Regions from separate parts of the Homo sapiens genome. Here regions 1, 2, 4 and 5 are each linked to region 3. A link is a contact called in ENCODE Hi-C or POLR2A ChIA-PET data. All regions are on one chromosome and are shown on one strand. Each heading gives the region's core, a stretch centred on a gene start or an enhancer-like site at or near the end of the contact. The rest is flanking DNA. Distances are from core to core; before and after follow the strand shown. Region 1 holds the start of LINC01101 (long intergenic non-protein coding RNA 1101). Region 2 has its middle 36 kb from the start of INHBB. Region 3 has its middle 210 kb from the start of TFCP2L1. Region 4 holds the start of CLASP1 (cytoplasmic linker associated protein 1). Region 5 holds the start of INHBB (inhibin subunit beta B).

Evidence for each region. A loop is a pair of places that touch in the nucleus more often than their neighbours do. ChIA-PET counts read pairs that join two places held with the same protein, here RNA polymerase II (POLR2A). Pooled maps may share reads with other maps.
Region 1: POLR2A ChIA-PET joins it to region 3 with 16 read pairs in WTC11. The contact joins the promoter of LINC01101 here to the enhancer-like site in region 3. POLR2A ChIA-PET finds 5 or more read pairs at or near these places in 4 of 52 experiments (Caco-2 and WTC11).
Region 2: a map of PC-9 shows a loop between it and region 3 (7-fold over the local background). The contact joins two enhancer-like sites. A Hi-C loop is called at or near these places in 2 of 168 maps with a recorded cell type or tissue (PC-9 and transverse colon) and 6 of 50 pooled maps. POLR2A ChIA-PET finds 5 or more read pairs at or near these places in 3 of 52 experiments (AG04449, PC-9 and WTC11).
Region 4: a pooled map shows a loop between it and region 3 (12-fold over the local background). The contact joins the promoter of CLASP1 here to the enhancer-like site in region 3. A Hi-C loop is called at or near these places in 6 of 50 pooled maps. POLR2A ChIA-PET finds 5 or more read pairs at or near these places in 3 of 52 experiments (HEK293, HEK293T and activated CD4-positive, alpha-beta T cell).
Region 5: a map of dorsolateral prefrontal cortex shows a loop between it and region 3 (4-fold over the local background). The contact joins the promoter of INHBB here to the enhancer-like site in region 3. A Hi-C loop is called at or near these places in 39 of 168 maps with a recorded cell type or tissue (HepG2, IMR-90, PC-3 and 25 more), 4 of 37 single-sample maps with no recorded cell type and 39 of 50 pooled maps. POLR2A ChIA-PET finds 5 or more read pairs at or near these places in 3 of 52 experiments (PC-3 and WTC11).

What each region holds. Positions count from the first base shown.
Region 1 is chr2:120,464,753-120,467,989 of GRCh38, reverse strand. It overlaps LINC01101 (long intergenic non-protein coding RNA 1101), which reads left to right and starts at 1,641. Exons shown (of 1, transcript NR_027181.1): 1 at 1,641-3,237. RefSeq lists an enhancer at 1,345-1,887.
Region 2 is chr2:120,308,569-120,312,000 of GRCh38, reverse strand. No RefSeq gene overlaps it. Among named protein-coding and RNA genes, the nearest start is that of INHBB, 36 kb to the left of the region's middle. Within about 2 kb of position 1,585, at least 2 of the 41 ENCODE cell types and tissues checked have a DNase peak (open chromatin) inside an H3K27ac peak, as active enhancers do.
Region 3 is chr2:121,072,891-121,076,511 of GRCh38, reverse strand. No RefSeq gene overlaps it. Among named protein-coding and RNA genes, the nearest start is that of TFCP2L1, 210 kb to the left of the region's middle. RefSeq lists enhancers at 401-1,252, 771-1,670, 1,253-2,103 and a silencer at 1,065-1,359. Within about 2 kb of position 1,271, at least 3 of the 41 ENCODE cell types and tissues checked have a DNase peak (open chromatin) inside an H3K27ac peak, as active enhancers do; they include dorsolateral prefrontal cortex and ovary, where a contact is called at or near this core.
Region 4 is chr2:121,647,687-121,651,340 of GRCh38, reverse strand. It overlaps CLASP1 (cytoplasmic linker associated protein 1), which reads left to right and starts at 1,879. Exons shown (of 41, transcript NM_001395891.1): 1 at 1,879-1,969. NIFK-AS1 (NIFK antisense RNA 1) reads right to left here and starts at 1,687. Exons shown (of 4, transcript NR_037857.1): 1 at 960-1,687; 2 at 659-873. RefSeq lists enhancers at 1,369-1,638, 1,670-2,296, 2,297-2,925.
Region 5 is chr2:120,344,756-120,348,209 of GRCh38, reverse strand. It overlaps INHBB (inhibin subunit beta B), which reads right to left and starts at 2,074. Exons shown (of 2, transcript NM_002193.4): 1 at 1,574-2,074. The coding sequence starts at 2,021. LOC105373989 (putative cuticle collagen 91) reads right to left here. Exons shown (of 3, transcript XM_047446882.1): 3 at 2,217-3,323. The coding sequence ends at 2,296.

The DNA.
Region 1 (3,237 bases), core at 392-2,891, 610 kb after region 3:
AAGTGAAGCCAAACGTTTCTATCTGATACCCATGAATGAACGCTTTAACGTGCTCATCAAATATTATGCTCCCTACTTACCTTTTCTTCTTTCTCTTTAAAAGGCCCTTTGCTGGCCCTTAGGGAAAGCCAAGGGGCCCAGGAACTCACCACATGTTTGAATCAGGGGTCTGATGCTGAAGAAGCCAGTGGCAGTATAACTTACCCTAAGCATTTCTCACCTTCTCTACCCCAAATAGGGGCTGGGGATCAAGGACTTCCTGAGGGCTAAGATGAGAGGAGCAGGCCCAGGAGATCCAAGGAACAGACCAGAAGATACAGCCCAGGAAAGGGGGGTTGCAGGCTCAGGCCCTTGGGCCAGCTGGGTGCTCAAGGCTACACCCTTTGTGAGGCTCCCACCCTGGCTCCCTGCAGCCCAAGGGAAAGGGCTGTCTGCTAGTGACCAAGTGGGCGTGATGGGTCTCCTGTGTCTTTGACTCCACCAGACTCCCACAGCCTCATTCAGGGCATAAAGAACCTACAACCTGCCCTTTCTTTTTTTTTTTTCAAGACAGAGTCTCACTCTGTTGCCCAGGCGGGAGTGCAATGGCACAATCTCGGCTCACTGCAACCTCCGCCTCCCGGGTTTAAGCAATTCTCCTGCCTCAGCCTCCCAAGTAGCTGGTATTACAGGCATGTGCCACCATACCCAGCTAATTTTTTGTATTTTTAGTAGAGAGGGGGTTTCACCGTGTTGGCTAGCCTGGTCTCAAACTCCTGACCTCAGGCGATCTACCTGCCTCAGCCTCCCAAAGTACTGGGAGAACTTGACCTTTCTAAAGCCCTAAAAGCTAATGTTTGAGTGTCTGCTGTACATCAGGTTCTTTTCATCTTCATGAAAGTCCTTCGATACAAGACTTTGCATCCCCATTTATAAACGAGGAAACTGAAGGATCAAGAGGTCAAATGGTTCGCCCAAGGTCACACTGCTGGGAAGAGGGGGAATTCTGTTTCCTTCCCAGAAATAACCACCCTACAATAATATGTTGCTTCAGAGCCTATTTTATTCAGTCTCCCAGACAAACACTATTCATTGCCATCTGAGTGCCTTTGTCCCAGCTCTGCCTGTCCCTCCAGCCTGGAATACCCTCTGGCCTCCACTGGCATTCCAGCTTCAAGACTCAGCCTCACTCCCTCCCTAATCATAAACAGCCATCACTTATGGAAAGCACACCACAATATTTTACAGCAGTCCTACCCGACAGGTCCCTGTATCTCTGCTTTCCAGATGAGGAAACTGAGGCTCAGAAAGGAGCATTTTCTGGCCTCTGTCACACAGCTAGTAAGGGGGGTGGCCAGAAGGCAAAGCCAGCTCTGCCAGGGCAGTGTCCTCAGAAGAGCCGAGAGAGGGAGGAGTTGCTTCCAGGTCAAGGTCAGGCCTCCAAAAAGAATGCTTGGTCTGGGCCCTTCTCTCCTCCCCCACACTTGGCCCTGCAAATTGGCTTTGACCTTTCATGCCCCTGCCTTTGAGCTTCTCCCCATTCAATTGAAATCACAAAGGAAGAAAAGAGGGCTGGCGAGAGGGAAAGGCCCCTCCTGGCCCAGGCCCAGGTCCCCAGCCACGCCCCCGCAGGCGCATCGAGCCCTCCAGGGTCTGTTTGCACAGTTGGGGTGCTGCGCTAGGAACCCCACCTCCGGGAGAAAGGCACCACGAGGTCATCTGTTTACTCTGGGATTAGCGGCTCCCCGTGGGAGTTCTTTTCCTACGAGATGAAAAGAAAGCGGACAATCTGTCAGGTAAACAGGCCGCATTGTTCCCAGCCATGTCGGGGGCCCCTTTGTGGGCCGGGCCTTTGAGGTCGGTTGCTCCCTTGCACAGGGAAAGAGCTTACTTAAACGGAATGGAACGGAACGGGAGGCCCCGGCTGGTGGGCAGGTCGCCTGCTGCTGATACAGGAAGGGACAAAGGGCTCGGACGATTCCGGTCTTTCCTTAGCTGCTCTCCTTGCAAGCTCTTTCCTCCCCATGGGTCTCTTGATGAGTCCAACAAGACGGGCATGGAGCCCGATCTCACAGATGGGGAAGCTGAGGCCAGCGGCAGCTTCCCCCAGCACAGAAGAGAGCTCCTGGCATTCCAGCAGGGGGTGACTGGAAGAAAACCAGGGACCTGGTCTAACCACCTCACTCTTCAGATGGGGAATAGCTGGAGATACAGGAAATGGCAGAGTACGATTTCTGCACTGGAGGTTTCCCCAGGTGCCCCTGCTGGTTGGTGGGGAACACAGGAGCCACGACCATCCCCACGAGTTGGCTGTCAGTTTTATGGATTCCCAGAATATTTAACAGCTGAGTGGATGGCACTGGTCAAGGCCGGCCTGTTCCCTCCCACATCTACCCACAAGGTATCTTCCTGGGAAGCAGGGAAGACAGTGTAGGCCCTGCCCCGCCAGTGCATGAGTGTCTGGGAGTCAGGACTCCTGTGTTTGGGTGGCCCTGACTCCAGTTTGCTCTGTGGCCCCAGGCAAGCCACTCACCCTCTCTGGGCCATCCATCAAACAAGAGATAAGATGCTCTCCAGGGGCTAGCCCTTCCTTCGGACCGTGAGAAAAATCTAGGGAGGGCACAGGCATCCATCCATGAGGACAGGATGGAGGAGGGACTACCTAAACCCCTGTCCATCTCTGACCCCCAAGAGGCCTGTGAGGCAGTGGGGGCAGCGCCTGGCCCAGCCACCATCCTCTAGGCAGGGTGCTGCCGTGGGAAGAGAGCACTGTGGTGAGGTGGTGAGACCGCATGCCCCGGGTCACCCTGACCGGTCCAATTGCCTGTCACTCACCAGAGGCCCAATCTTGGGCAAGTGACTCAGCCTCTTGGTGTGCGAAATGGCCCCCATGAGGCCTCCTCAGCCTGGGGGGCTCCATGGCAGAAGGGTTCCAAGAAGGCAGGAGCTGGAGCTGTTCTTGCCGCTGCTGGGAGGTCCTGTCCACCCTCTAGCCTCCCTCTCCCTGATCCCCCACCACTGCCCATTCCCAGTAAGGCACCTATTCTCTTTGCCACCCTGACACCAAGTCACTGTTCAGCTTGTGGGCAACGGAGCCGGAAGCATGGAAAAATCTCATGCTGCTCCCAAAGCCAAGGGAGAGCTCAAAGAAGGCTGGTGGAAAAAGGCCCAGAGCTGTGGCCGGACAGAGTAGGCCCCGAACAACCACAGAGCCGCCTTGACAGAAGCCAGGGCACGGTCCTGAGATGAGCCTCATCC
Region 2 (3,432 bases), core at 336-2,835, 760 kb after region 3:
GCGGTGGCTCACGCCTGTAATCCCAGTACTTTGGGAGGCCGAGGCAGGTGGATCACGAGGTCAGGAGTTCAAGACCAGCCTGGCCAAGATGGTGAAACTTCATCTCTACTAAAAATACAAAAAAATTAGCTGGGCGTGGTGGCACGTCCCTGAAATCCCAGCTATTCAGGAGGCTGAAGCTGAGAATTCCTTAAACCTGGGAGGCAGAGATTGCAGTGAGCTGAGATTGTGCCACTGCACTCCAGCCTGGGCGACAGAGCAAGACTCCATCTCAAAAAAAAAAAAAAAAGATGTCTAATTTTTCTAGTTATTGTTTTTTAATAGAGACAGGGTCTCATCATGTTGCCTAGGCTGGTCTCAAACTCCTGAGCTCAAGTGATCCTCCCACCTCTGCCTCCCAAAGTGCTGAGATTACAGGCATCAGCCACCACGCCCAGCCAAAAAGTGTAATTTTAAAGGAATCGGGTCACAGGGTTCAGGCAGCAGCCAAGGAGCTCTAGGGTCTTCCAGAGCTAACATAAACTTTCAAAAGAAACCATATCTGTGCACATGTGTAGCATTTGCCAAAGATTGTTTTGACCTGTAGTATATGAATAAGTGTTTTGTTCTCAACTTTTTTAATTTAAAAAAAAGTGTTTCCTATTCAAATAAGCCCAGAAAATATTGGATTAAAAATAAAGTGTCCTAATAAGGGCTTTGAACCTCCAGAAAGGAGGACTCTAACATGAACATGCAATGTTCCATGAGCACATTCAGTCATAAAACCCTTGTTTCCTGAAAAACCAATTTGCATTTCTAAGAACTAGTATTTCGTGCCATATTTTTTGAAGAACACTATCCCAATTCAATGGGACATGCAGGCCAGTGCTGACGGAAAGTCAGATTGTGGCACCAATGACTTCCTGGCATTTGAGTAAAAACAGTCAGGAGAGGCAGGGCGCAGTGGCTCACACCTGTAATTCCAGCACTTTGGGAGGCCGAGGCGGGTGGACCACTTGAGGCCAGGAGTTGGAAACCAGCCTGGCCAACATGGTGAAACCCTGTCTATACTAAAAATACAAAAATTAGCTGGGCATGATGGTGCACACCTGTAATCCCAGCTAGTCGGGAGGCTGAGGCAGGAGAATCGCTTGAACGTGGGAGGTGGAGGTTGCAGTGAGCCAGGATCATGCCACTGCACTCCAGCCTGGGCGACAGAGACTTCATCTAAAACAAACAAACAAAAAACCAAACGAACAAACAAACCAGCCAGTAGAAACAGTACTGGCTGTTGGCTGAACAGCCAGTTCAAAACAGTACTGTTTTGGTTGAAACAGTAGCAACAAGTCAAAGACATGATGGAGAGGAGATTCCATCAAAAATGTACAGTCAGGAATGCAAAGACCCCGAATTTGTCATTAAACCTTTTTGGTGACCTAGCTAGGCCTCTGTGCTAGGGCTTAGCAATTGATGTGGGAATCTCAATCTATAGAACAGGTTTCTGAAAAGTCATATACAAATGAAGCATTATAAGCAAATAAGCCTGAGACAGAAGAGAAGCAATTCTATTTAAAATAGCTGCAGCATCACAATGGAACTCTTTGTGGTGTGATTACACCCCTGGTGTGTGTTTGGGCAGCCAACACCTGTGCTTTGTCCTCCTTTGATCCTAACCACAAGCCTGGGAGAGGGTAGCCCCAGAAGTTCAGCACCTCAGAAACAGAGAATGGCTTACTACCCCCCTCATTTTACAGATGAGGAAGGTGAAGCACAGAAAAGTCAAGTGAGGCCGGGCACGGTGACTCGCGCCCATAATCCCAATGCTTTGTGGGTTTTTGTTTTTTTAAAAAAAAATACTGAGTCTCGCTCTGTTGCCCAGGCCGCCTGGAGTGCAGTGGCGCGATGTTGGCCCACTGCAGCCTCTGCCTCCCGGGTTCAAGCAATTCTCCTGGCTCAGCCTCCATAGTAGCTGGGATTACAGGTGCCCCACCACGCCTGGCTAATTTTTATATTTTTAGTAGAGATGGGGCTTCACCATGTTGGCCAGGCGGGTCTCGAACTCCTGACCTCAGGCAATCCACCCACCTCGGCCTCCCAAAGTGATGAGATTACAGGTGTGAGCCACCATGCCCAGCCCATAATCCCAATGCTTTGGGAAGCTGAGGCAGAAGGATCACTTGAGCCCAGAAGTTTGAGACTAGACTAAGCAACATAGCGAGACCCCATCTGTACAAAAAAAATCAAGCAATTAGCTGGCCACACCTGTAGTCTCAGCTACTCGGGAGACAGAGCCAGGAGGATTGCTGGAGTCCAGGAGATTGAGGCTGCAGTGAGCTATGATGGCACCACAACATTCCAGCCTGGATGACAAGTGAGACCCTGTCTCAAAAAAAAAAAAAAAGAAAACAAAAAAGCCAAGTGACTTTTTTCTTTAAATTCGAAAGGCAAAGTTCTCATATTCAGTGTTAAAGATTTTTGTTAAACTGTTAATTATTTATGTCAAAACTTTTTGTAAGTTCAGAAAATGGGGAATGCTGAGTATTTTAAACAGAGATGAGAAAACAGCTACTGAAAAGTTGATTTATTCTAAGTGTTGAAAATCAGTGTAGAAAAATCAGCCGGGCGCGGTGGCTCACGTCTGTAATCCCAGCACTTTGGGAGGCCGAGGCGGGCGGATCACCTGAGGTCAGGAGTTTGAGACCATCCTGACCAACATGGAGAAACCCCATCTCTACTAAAAATACAAAATTACCTGGGTGTGGTGGTGCACGCCTGTAATCCCAGCTACCTGAGAGACTGAGGCAGGAGAATCGCTTGAACCCAGGAGGCGGAGGTTGTGGTGGGCCGAGTTGCGCCATTGCACTCCAGCCCGGGCAACAAGAGCGAAACTCCATTTCAAAAAAAAAAAAATCAATAAATGTGTTACTACCCATTCTGAGGAGATGGAACATGAGAAAAGCTGAGACAGCATCCAAAGAATGCCAGTGTCAATCTTTAGACTACCCAAACCACCCGCTTACCTAGAAAAAGTGAATCTCATGAGTAGCGTACAGGTTTTTACCAGTACAATGTTTACTGCGGTGTGAACTCAAGCAAATTCCCCTCGCCCCTGGGTCCCAAAGAACAGGACATGATGCCCTGGGCCTGCAATGCCAGGGACCCCTTGGCACAGGTGCCCAGAGGCAGGTAGCACGAAGAGGCTGCCATGCTCCAGGCTGGGCAAACTAACCCCCTTCTAGCCACAGCAGCCCAGCCCCAGAACTGAGTCCTGACCCAAAAGAAGCCACCCTGGCGTTCGGGGTCTGCTTTGCATGGGAGGGTGACTAGCCCACTGTGGCAACAAAGCCTGGGGCAGCCCCCTGAGCCCCACCTCCTGGTACTCACCCCTGCCTTTGTGCAATTCTCTCCCCTCTAGTGTGGGCGGGACCTGTGACTCACTTCTAACCAATGGAA
Region 3 (3,621 bases), core at 22-2,521:
CTCTCCAGACCTGCCTTAGAGCAGGTGGTCATCCCGAGCTGCCAGGGCTCCCTAGGCTGGTGCAGTGCCTGTCAGGGGATGCAGGGAGCTCATGGGCCTCCTAGCAATCAACTCAACTCAGTGTGCACTCACTAGATGCTAGCCATGTGCCAGCAGGCACGGCGCATGGCAGGGGAGAAAACAGCTCCTGCGCCAAGGAGCCCTAGGTCCTGGGAAGAGGGGTGACAAATCCACAAACACATACATGCTTTGTCACACCCAAGACAGGTGCCAGATCCAGGAATCACGAAGGCACCAGGAGGTCTGAGGGCTTCCCTGAGGAGGTGATGCGCCCTGAGTCCTGAAGGGCTGGGGAGCCAGCCACGGGAGGTGGGAGGGAAGGCTCCAAGCAGGGGCACTAGGATTCCCCAAGCCCAGAGGAGGGAATAGCAGGTGTGTGGTTGTGATGGGGCAGGGAGGGCCCCAGGGCAGCGGGGACAGGAGGCGGGGTTTAGACTGGGTGGTAGGTGGGAGTGGTGCCTGGGACCCCAGGAAAGGCTGCAGCCAGGAAGGCTCTGGATTTGTGCCCGAGGCTCCTGCTAGCAGCTGACGGAATGGAGAGGGCAAGGAGGTGGGCAGGGAGGCGAGCTGGGAAACGCCAAGCTGGGCAGAGGCAGAGGAAAAGGAGAGGAGAGAAACTGAGGGGGCAGGGTTGGCAAGAGATGGGGAGGACTGGGTGGGTGCCAGGAGATGGGGGGAGAGCAGCCACGCCTCCCCTCCCGGCTGGGGTTTTTTCATGCTGGAGTTGGAGTTGGGGCAACTTTTGTCCTCTCTGCTCCTTGATCCAGGGCAAAGGCGGGGGGCGGGGAGGGGGGGCGGTGAAAACACGACCTAGTACCTCTCAGTTTTAGAATCAGCCACTATCTTTTCTGGTTAGAAATCGGTGGCGGGAAGCGGCTGGGAGAAATAAGATTTAGCCTCCCAAACAGGCGGCAGGGAAGGAAGGGACCAGAAGTGCTCCCAGCAGCTCATTTGCATTTCAAACAGCCCGTTTGTTTTATCTCCTAATTAGCATACTCACCCTCAGCTGAAAATGAGTCCATTAAAGGAGACTCTGCTCCAGGCTCAGCTCCTCCTTTAAATATTTTTAAAGCGTATGATTAATACACTTGCCTATTGCTGCGTGGACTGTGCTGGGGGGGTCAGGGGGCAGATAAATGAAAGAGGATAGCTGCACGCGGCGTTGACTGGCTGATTAATCACTGCCTGTTTTCTATAACTCATGGCAGATGGCAGGAGCTGGCTGCAGGCCCTCGTTGGGAATGAGGTGCTGCAGGCAGGATGAACAGGGGTCGGGGGAGACCCTGGAAGGCCCCAGTTGTGTCGTGTTTTTTTTCCTCGGCCCTACAGACCTCCGTGTCCACCCCACCCCCTGCACTTCGTGGCAATTCCCAAGTTCAAGAGCAGTGGCGTAGCTTCTGGGAAGACACAGGAAATCTCATTTCTCCCTTGGATTTTTTAGGACCTAGATAACGACACTGTCAATTTTGGGAATGGTCAACTTTGGGGTGGGGAGAGTCAGGTCCAGTGCAATACTTGTATATATTTTATCTTCAATTCTCCCAACAACCCCATTTTCTAGATAGGAATTGTGAGGCTTGGCAAGGCAGACACAGGTATTGTTCCCAGCTGGTCCCACCCAAAGCCTGCTCCTCGCTGTCCTCCCTTTTGCCCTCCCCAGGGGAGCATCATCAGCCCAAGGCCCAGAAGTGAAGGCCCTGGAGCTGGCACAGCTGCCCCCTCCCCGGGACCTCGGCCCTCTCCATCCCTGGGGGCCACTGCAGTCTTCCCCTGGTACGGGACACATTCTCCCCGTCAGGCCTGCATGGCTATTGCCCACCTCACCGTGCACATTCAATGGTGTTTTTGTCTCTTGACTTGTCTTTCCCAGGAGATGATGGATTTCCTGGAGGCAGGAAGTGTGGCCACCACCGGGAGTAGCTCCAGGACCCGGCATGGGTTAGGCTCTGGGGTGGTGTGACAGATGTGTGTCCGGTCAGCCTAGCTGAGCTGAACTGCAGCACCCAGAACTCCCTTCCCTGCACAGGCTTGGGTTATCTGGGGCCCCAGGGGAGGGGCAGAGGGAGCAGCAGTCATGTCTTCCTTTTACACTCAGAAGGCGAGAGGGGCCAGTGCCTCCCAACACACAGGGGACTCGCAGGTGCTGCTGATCTCAGGAGATGGATTTGGTGTCCAGGCAGCTGGGGCATAGCTCTTCCAGCCCAGCCAGAGCCTCCTGTGGCCTTCTTGACTCCCAGGCCAGGTATATGCTTAGTTCATGAAAGTGCCGGCTTCTTCCACGGGGTGCCCATCCTCGAAGGTAGAGGCTTAGAGCAGGGGACAGATTGACTTGGGGTCTGCCACTTCCCGGTGGGAGTTCCAGCTCAGCCTGTCAGGTTCCGTTTGTCCTCCTACCCCACTTCATGGTCATCCCCTTTTCCCCACGCCCGCCCTGCCAGCTCCACGCACCGGAGAAGCAGCAGTTCCCTTAGACGGGGTGGCCAGTGCCCAAGGTTTCACAAGGCCAAGTCCCTGTAATAGGTCGTGTGTGTGTGTGTCTGTGTGTGTCTGTGTGTGTGTGTCTACGTGTTTGTGTGTCTGCATGTGTCTGTGTGTATCTGTGTGTGCGTGCGTGTCTATGTATCTGTGTGTGTCTGTGCGTATCTGTGTGTGTGTGCGTGTCTATATATGTATGTGTGTGTGTCTGTGTGTGTGTCTGTGGGTGTGTCTGTGTGTCTGTGTGTGTGTCTGTGTGTATACGTGTCTGTGTCTGCGTGTGTCTGTGTGTCTGTGTGTGTCTGCGTGTGTGTCTGTGTCTGTGTGTCTGTGGGTGTCTGCGTGTGTGTGTCTCTGTGTGTTTGTGTCTGTGTGTTGGTGTCCGCGTGTCTGTCCGTGTAGTGCGTGTGTGTGTCTGTGTATGTCTGTATGTCTGTGTATGTTTCTGTATGTTCCTGCATGTGTGTGTCTCTGTGTGTGTGTTTGTGTCTATGTGTGTGTGTCTTTGTGTGTCTGTGTGTTTCTGTGTGTGCGTGTGTGTCTCTGTGTGTTTGTGTCTGTGTCTGTGTGTGTGTGTCTGTGTGTGTGTCTCTGTGTCTGTGCGTGTGTGTCTGTGTGTCTGTGTGTGTGTCTGTGTGTGTCTCTGTGTCTGTGTGTCTGTGTGTGTGTGTGTGTCTGTGTGTGTGTGCGCGTGCATGTCCTCTCACGTCCCAATGTTCCACTTCTCTGAACTCTGACTGGTGCAGGTGGCAGAGCCTGTAGGAACGGAATGGGAGGAGATGGGAAACCCTTGTGGGATGGGAACTGTCAGGTCGGGTTCTGCAGACTACGTGGGAAAGTGGAACACAGTGATCCTGGCAGAGGGAACAGCATGTGCAAAGACCAGGGGGTAGTGGGGCACAGTGCCTGAGCAGCCGTGGGTTCCTGTCCCGCCCAGAAGAGAAAAGGTCTGCAGAGGAAGCAGCGGCTGCCTGAGTGGAGCCCAGCCCGGCAATGGGCAGTGGGAGCCAGGCTGGGCTTTCCTGCAGGAGGCACCACGTGGTTGCTGCAGATGAGAGAGGGTGATGCCCCCAGGAACTCCAGGCT
Region 4 (3,654 bases), core at 630-3,129, 570 kb before region 3:
GCTGGAAAATGGCGAATGAGAAATTGTTTAATGGGTTCGGGGTTTGTTTTGCAAGATGAAAAGAATTCTGGAGACTGGCCGCACGAGGTAAATATACTTAATACTAACGAATTATTCACTCAAAAATGGTTAAGATAATAAATTTTGTTGTGTAGATAAAAAAATTTAAAAATCGATTCCATCTTTCTCATCAAATCTTACTTTTTACTCTTTGTTTCTTTTTTTCCCATTTCAGTTAGATTGCTCTCTTCATTGTACTTCCAGTATGCCTCTTGAGCCTTTGCACCATGGTGTTTCTTCTCTGGAATGGTCTTTCATTATCACCCATCCATTTTCAAAAGGTTGCATGTGCTTTCGTTCCAAAGACATTAGTTTATAGATCCAACCAGGAGTCGCATCCTCCATGTCATCCCTACTCTTTCAAATCACATACCTCTACCTTTTCTGCACTACACAGAAGGGCCTACACACGGCTTTCATACTTTAGCTTAGCCTCTCCGACCATACCTCCTAAGACCCTGAGGATCAGGGGGCATTATCTCATAGTTCTCCCGCACTTCTCTCCCATCCCAACACATACACTAGCAAGGAGCTCCGCACACAAGCTCCTCCAGTAAAAACAACGCACTGGGCAGTGCATCTCAACACATCAAATTACCGGCGTGCATAGGAGCCTGATGCGGCAAATCTGTGGGTCCTTCGGGATCCTTGAAGGCAGCCCTATAATTTGCATTTTTCTACGCTCCAAAACACTTTCCGGGCCAGATGCGGTGGCTCACTCCTGCTGTCCCAGCACTTTCGAAGACCCAAGACGGCGGATCACTTGAGGTCAGGAGTTTGAGACAAGGCTGGGAAACATGGTGAAACCCATCTCTACAAAAAAATACAAAAAGTAGTTGGGGGGGGGTGGTGCACGCCTGTAATTCCAGCTACTCGGGAGGCTAAGGCAGGAGGATCACCTGAGCCTGGGAAGTCGAGGCTGCAGTGAGCCGTGATCGCGCCACTGCACTCCATCCGGCCTGGGCGACGGCGGTGAGACCCTGTCTCAAAAAAATAAAAGCCACCACTTTCCCACTTATTATCCCAGGGAAACGCACGCGACGGAGGAGCGAAGGAGCGTTTATTTGTGGAGGCGCTCAAGTAAGAAACCCTGCTCGCTGGCCGACTCAAGGGTCTCCAAAGCCTTCTCTGGGCTGTCTCCCCTCCCCAAAAGGCAAAGAACCGTTAACAAGTTTACTTCCGGCACAAGCGTCCGCGCCTGCTCGGAAAAGGGAGCGTGGACACACAGCTCTGTTACGGGAAGTCGCAGGGCACAATTTCCTTCATTGCAGTCGCCCTCTGGGCGGACGCCCTAACCCAGAAGTGAAAGACCGTTTCCTTCGAGTATCAGACCCCCGACCAAAGGAAGTTCCACTTGGACGACTTTTACCCAGGGTTTCCCGATTCCTCTTTAGCTCTTCCTATCACGCTCCCTGCTTGCTGGTGCATTGTTGCTGTGGCCACTTAGTTCCGACCTTCCTTGTCTAACTCGAGTTTTGTCGCAACTTTCCAAGGGGCCTAACCACAACCTTTTCCGTAAAAAAAAACAAAAACAAAACCTTTACCCTACGGGTCCCCATCAGGGTCAACTAACGTTCTCCGTGAGGGGCAAAGCTCCCGGGGACTTTACGCCAGCGAAGCCTAACACGGCCAGGCCAGCGCCTGCGCGGGGCGTTACCATAGAGAGGCAGCCGCCTCTCTGGTCTCGGTTTACGCTCTCTATGGTGTACCCGGGTTGGTGGCGGTAAGAAGAAAAAGGGTGACCGCACTGCGCAGGCGCCCTCGGCGTCTCTCTCGCTCTCTCGGTCTTTTTTTTTTTTTTCTTTTTTTTTTTTTTTAATCCCCGCACCAAGCGCTTAACCTCATTGGGGTGGAGGAGAAGGCGGCGGCTCTCTGGTCCGCAGCGGCAACAGTAACGAAAAACAGGGCTGTAAGTACCCGGTCAGGGGGCGGAGGGTCAGACCCGAGCCCTCTCGCGGCCCTGGCCCCTCCCGCGCAGTGGCGGGCGCCGGGTCTGGGTGGGGGCGATGTCCAGCGCTGTCATCGGCTCTTGGGTGCACTTTGGGGGGATGGGGCGGCCCTGAGGTGGGAGCCTGGCGAGGAGCGGGATGCGAGGGTTGTTTATCCAACCAGTAGGTCGCTGAGCCCAGGCTGCTTTGCAGAGGGAGGGGATCGGCCCTGGGGTCAGTCGGGCTTTGTGTGCCCCTCTCTGTTTCCCTTTTCCAGACCCCACCCGGGCCCCCTTCCTAACCCGAGTCTCCCCTGCCGGGTGGGAGAAGCCAGCGAGCCCGGGGCGCGTTTGAAAGGAAGGGAGGGGGCGAGGGAGAGAAACCCACAACAACTAGTCATTGGCGAGTGATGGGTGTGAAGAAAGATCCAGAGAGAAGGGGTGCCGGGAGGCGGGCGGCCCGGGCTCCCGTCCTGGGCTCCCAACCGGGCCAGACAAAAGCTGCGCGAGCGGCGCCGAGCGGAGCGGCCGGCTTGATGGGATGCACAAGGTCCCCTTGGTTCCCGGGGCCTTCGAAGAGCTTCTTTCTGAAGCTGGGAAAGCGAACAAGTGCTGAGTTAAGCCTGTGCAGACTTCTCAACTTGCCTTTGTTGTTCTTTGGTATTGGCAGAGACGCTCTGACGAAGATGAGTGTGTGATCTTGCACGTTAGCCTGGCTAGGTACAATGGAGCTAATCGAATTTTGCTTTCCGTTTTCCGAGCTGCTGGGATGAGTATGGGGCTTTCCAGAGTTTAAATTATTACATAATATTTTTAAAATAGTTGTTTGCTTCTAAAATTAAAAAAAATTAATGTGGAGTCTGAAAGCACGCTGTGGTGAGTTTGCAGCTGAGTTTGCAGCTGGGTGAGTTTCTGTGTAGTGGGGTGCGTTCATTAAATACTGACCATTCGTAGAACCTGTGAGCTCTTTAAACATGATACTTTCATTTGTAGATGTGGCAATGAGAGCTTCAGATTCTCTAGTCCTTTGGGAGACCGTGATGCAGAAGAGTCAGAAGCGAGAAATAGTTTCATGCCGCCATGTACCTTGGACCCTATTTGGGTGCCACAGTCCGTTTTCAATTCTGGCATTAGAAATTGTTTTTATTACTACGATTATTTACGACGGTAACTGACCTCTCGATATGAGGGATCCTGGATATTGGCTCCGTTTGCTCATCAAGGGATTGGGAGAATAGCAACATTGATGTTGCGACCATATAGATAAAAAGTAGCACAGTGCCTCAGAGTATTGAATATTATTTATTTTTTACATTTGTTAAGAAATTTAAATTTTGATGATCTGGTTATCTTGTTAAATTGTGTAATACACCTTTTTAGCAGTTGTTACTGAAATCTCAGTTTCTATAATTCATTGTTTATTATGGGCTACCTTGTAACACCATTTTAGACTTCTAAAGTTTTAGTTTTTATGAAGGAGTTTTCAGCCATAGCTTTTAATTCTCCCAGGTAAGGTTAACCAAAGTCAGGACTCCTTAGAGGAGACTTTGTTGGTGGTGGAGGTGTCAAATATTGTATCTCTGTGTTACAACTGAATTGGCAAATACAGAAAAGGCTTTTGCTAAGTTTTCACCATAAATTTGTGTTAGAACGGAAAACCCAGATCT
Region 5 (3,454 bases), core at 825-3,324, 730 kb after region 3:
TAATGAAACTCTGTGGTCAGGGCTGGTTTTATCAAACCTCCCACCATGCCCCTCCCAAGCCCCTACCTCAGGCCTCGCCTGGCTCCTCTAATAACACTGACATCTGACTTTGAAATGGGGGAAACTGCAGCCTTAAAAGCTGGTCTTGGACGAGCTGCCTGTGACCTGAATCTGTTATTTATAAGTCAAAGAGCTGGCTCCGTGAAACGGACCAGAAATATAACAGCCCCCGCTGTCATTTTGTGCCACCGGGACCAAAAGGCCTCCTCGACCTTCCAGAATCACATTTCTAACTCTGGGCCCCAAAGCACCTTTTAATCCGAGCCCTCTAATTGCATGGCGAGCTTTCCCTGACTCACTTTAGTGGACAGCTAAAACGGCAATGCATTTCTTTCTAAGCACAAACCAGCCCCGATTGTCTCTGCTTTTCTCCACACCCGGCCATGCAAAACTTTTCATCCCTTTTCATCCCCGGGCTGCCTGCTGCCTGGTGGGGTGGGGGGCATTTGCAGCCAGGGGCACAACCGCTCCCCCCACCGAGGCTCCCCGCTTGCCCCCGCCCTAACTGCACCGGGGCTTCCCCCTCTGCGACCTTCTCCGCAGTCCCCTCGGCACAAATGGGGCCGAGCTCCAGGCACAAAAGCCAGCCTGGCTCATTCAAGTCCTGAAAAGGACAGCGGAGTCGAAAGCACTTGCAGCATTTTGGCGCGGGCACATTTTTCTCCTTCTTTTAAAGTTCCGAAAGATTTTTCTCTCCCTGATTTTTATATTTAGACAGTGTTAGAGATTTGCAATCTGGGGCCGGGGGGGGGGGCGGATTCCAGAAAGGAGCCATACCCTTTGTTAACTACGACTCTGCCTCTCGGGCGAGGGGTCTGCTGCAGCTGCCAGGCAAGCCGAGAGGCACGGGGCTGTCCCCGAACCGCGGCTTTCTCTGTGTAAATGATGGACCTGTTGAGAAGCCTGCCTTCCGCCCGATTCCGGTGCCCACACAATCGGAAGAGAGGTTGCCTAGCTCTCCCCAGCGAGGCTTCAGCAATCCTGGCAAGCCCACGCCGCCGGTGATGGAAGCGGCCCCAGGGGCCTCTCACGCAGGCACACACACACACAGACACACACACAGATACACACACACTCTCTCTCTCCTCCGGCCCACGTATATCAACAAGCACACACATCTCCATCCACACTGCTAAGCCTACACTCCGATCGTGGGAAACAAAAACATTAAGCAATCACCAAGCAAGTGCCCGCAGAGCCAGGGCCGCGCGCATCTGCCGGGAGGGGGACGCGCGCCCAGAGGCGCTGGGGCCCGATTCCGGAGAGCAGGGGTGGAGGGCCAGGCGATCGGCGGCGGGGGGTTGAGGCAGCAGGCAAGGGTCTGCGGCCTGGGGGAAGAGGACTGCAACCCGGGCGGAGCGCGCAGGGCCACGGCCGAAGGAGCTCTGCCGGGAGTCCAGGCTGCCCCAGGGCGCGCGGGCTGCGGTGGCGGCGGTGGCAGCCGGAGCTAGCAAGGAGAGGGAGAGCGGGAGCGAGCGGGGACCGCGGCAGACAGCCGGAGGGCCGGACCCACCTGTCTCGGCGAAGCTGATGATTTCGGAAACGCGCTCCTGGCCGTCGGCGCCCGGGCTGGCGTGGCCGTCGAGGTGCGGGATCTCCACGCGGCCGTCCTCGCGCACCTTGCCCGCGTGCAGCTTGCGCAGGGCCGTGACCATGGCGGCCTTAGGCACGGCGTGCGTGATGTTGGGCCGGCCCCGCATCTGCAGGCGGCTCAAGATGTGCCGCTTCACCGCCTCCAGGAAGTCGCCGTCCACTCGGCCGAGCTCCTCTGGCCGCCGGAAGCCGCCGCACGACGTACAGGTGTCCTGCGAGCCACCCGGGGATCCGGGTGGCGGGGGTGGCGGCGGCGCGGCAGGCGTCGGCGGGGGCGTGGGTGAGCCCCAGGCCTCAGGCCCCAGCCAGCCGGCCGCCAGCAGCAGAAGGCAGGCGGCCCCCAGCGCCCGACCGGGCAGCCCGTCCATGGTGCGCCGCTGGCGACGAGGGCGCCCGCCGCGAGGCGAGCCGAGTCGAGCCGAGCGCAGGGCCGGGCTCCGGGCTCCGGGCGCGCCGCCCCGCCCCGCCCCCGCCCGCGCCCGCGCCCGCCCGGGCCTCCGCCCGCCCGCCCGCCGGGAGGGCTGCCGCCGGCTCGCAGGGGGAGGGGGCCGGCCGGGCCTCGGGGGTTCCCGCGCGGCAGGGAAGGGGCGCCGAGGGCCCCGGGGGCCCGAGGGGCGCGCCGGGCGGGGCGGAGGTCGCGGGTCACTGCCGCACGGGCGTCTCGGGGCGCCTCGGCATCTGCAGCCTTCTCCCCATCCTTTCCGCGTCGGGGGCCCCGCAGCCCCGGTTCGGGTGAAGCGAAAGCAGCGTCAGTGGGAGCGGCGGTTCGGCCGGCGGCTGGGGAAGGTGGCGAAAGAGCGGGTCCACGCAACTTGGCTGAGACGGAAGCGAAGGCGCTGGAGCCCCCCGGAGCGGAGCCGGGCGCGGCTTGGCGCGGCGCTGCGGCGGGCGCTGCGGCGGGGCCCCGCGCTCGCACCTGAGCGCCTCGCCCTCACTGCCTCGCGCCAGGAAGGGCCGCCGGCGGCGGAGACGGGCAGGTCGTCCTCGCCGCGGGCCGGCGGGCAGTGGCGCGGAGCAAGCTTGGTGCCCGGGAGAGCCGGCCGCGCGGGCCCGCTCACAGGCGGCGCCGAGCCCTCGGCCGCGGGCCCTGCAGTCCTCCCGGCGCGTCACACGGCAAAGTTGTCTCCAGGATCCCTGGGCGCCGCATCCACGGGCGGGCGGCCGCAGCGCGCTTCGCCGGGGCCTCTGCTCCGCCCGCCTCCTCGCAGCCTCCCTCCTTCCCTCCGCCTGCCTGCGCGGCCCGGCCGGGCGCGGGGCGCCGGGCGAGGAAGGCGAGGGGGAGGCAGGGCCCTTCTCGCTCCTGTCTCTTCTGCCTGCCGCGGCGGCGGCGAGGTCGGCTCGAGCGCCGAAAAGTCTCGCAGCGTCCCCGGGTGCAGTGCCCTCGCTCGCGCTCGTACTGGCACCCGCCGCAGGGCCGGGAGAGAGCGGGCGGGCGGCGGCGGCGTCCCCGCGCCGGGCCGCGGCACGGAGTGCGGAGCTCGCCGAGGAGGAGTTCTTCTCTTTGGTCTCTCTTCTTTTACTCTCCCCGTTTTTTCTCCCAAGGGGGAAAAAAGCCGCACAATCTCCGTATGTGCGCGCGCGTTGAGATAGACGTTGGCAGAAAAAAGGGGGGGAGGGAGGGTGTCGTCCTGCCCGTGCGAGAGGAGACGGTCCGTACCTCCCCGCTCGAGCTTCCCGGGGTGGGGGGAGGAGGAGAAAGCGGAATCTGTTCAGGTTGGGGCTGCCCGCTCCCCGCGCTCACCCCTGCTTCCCACCGCTTTTTTCCTTTCTGCCTTCCCGAGAAGGAGGGGCGAGCCGGCCC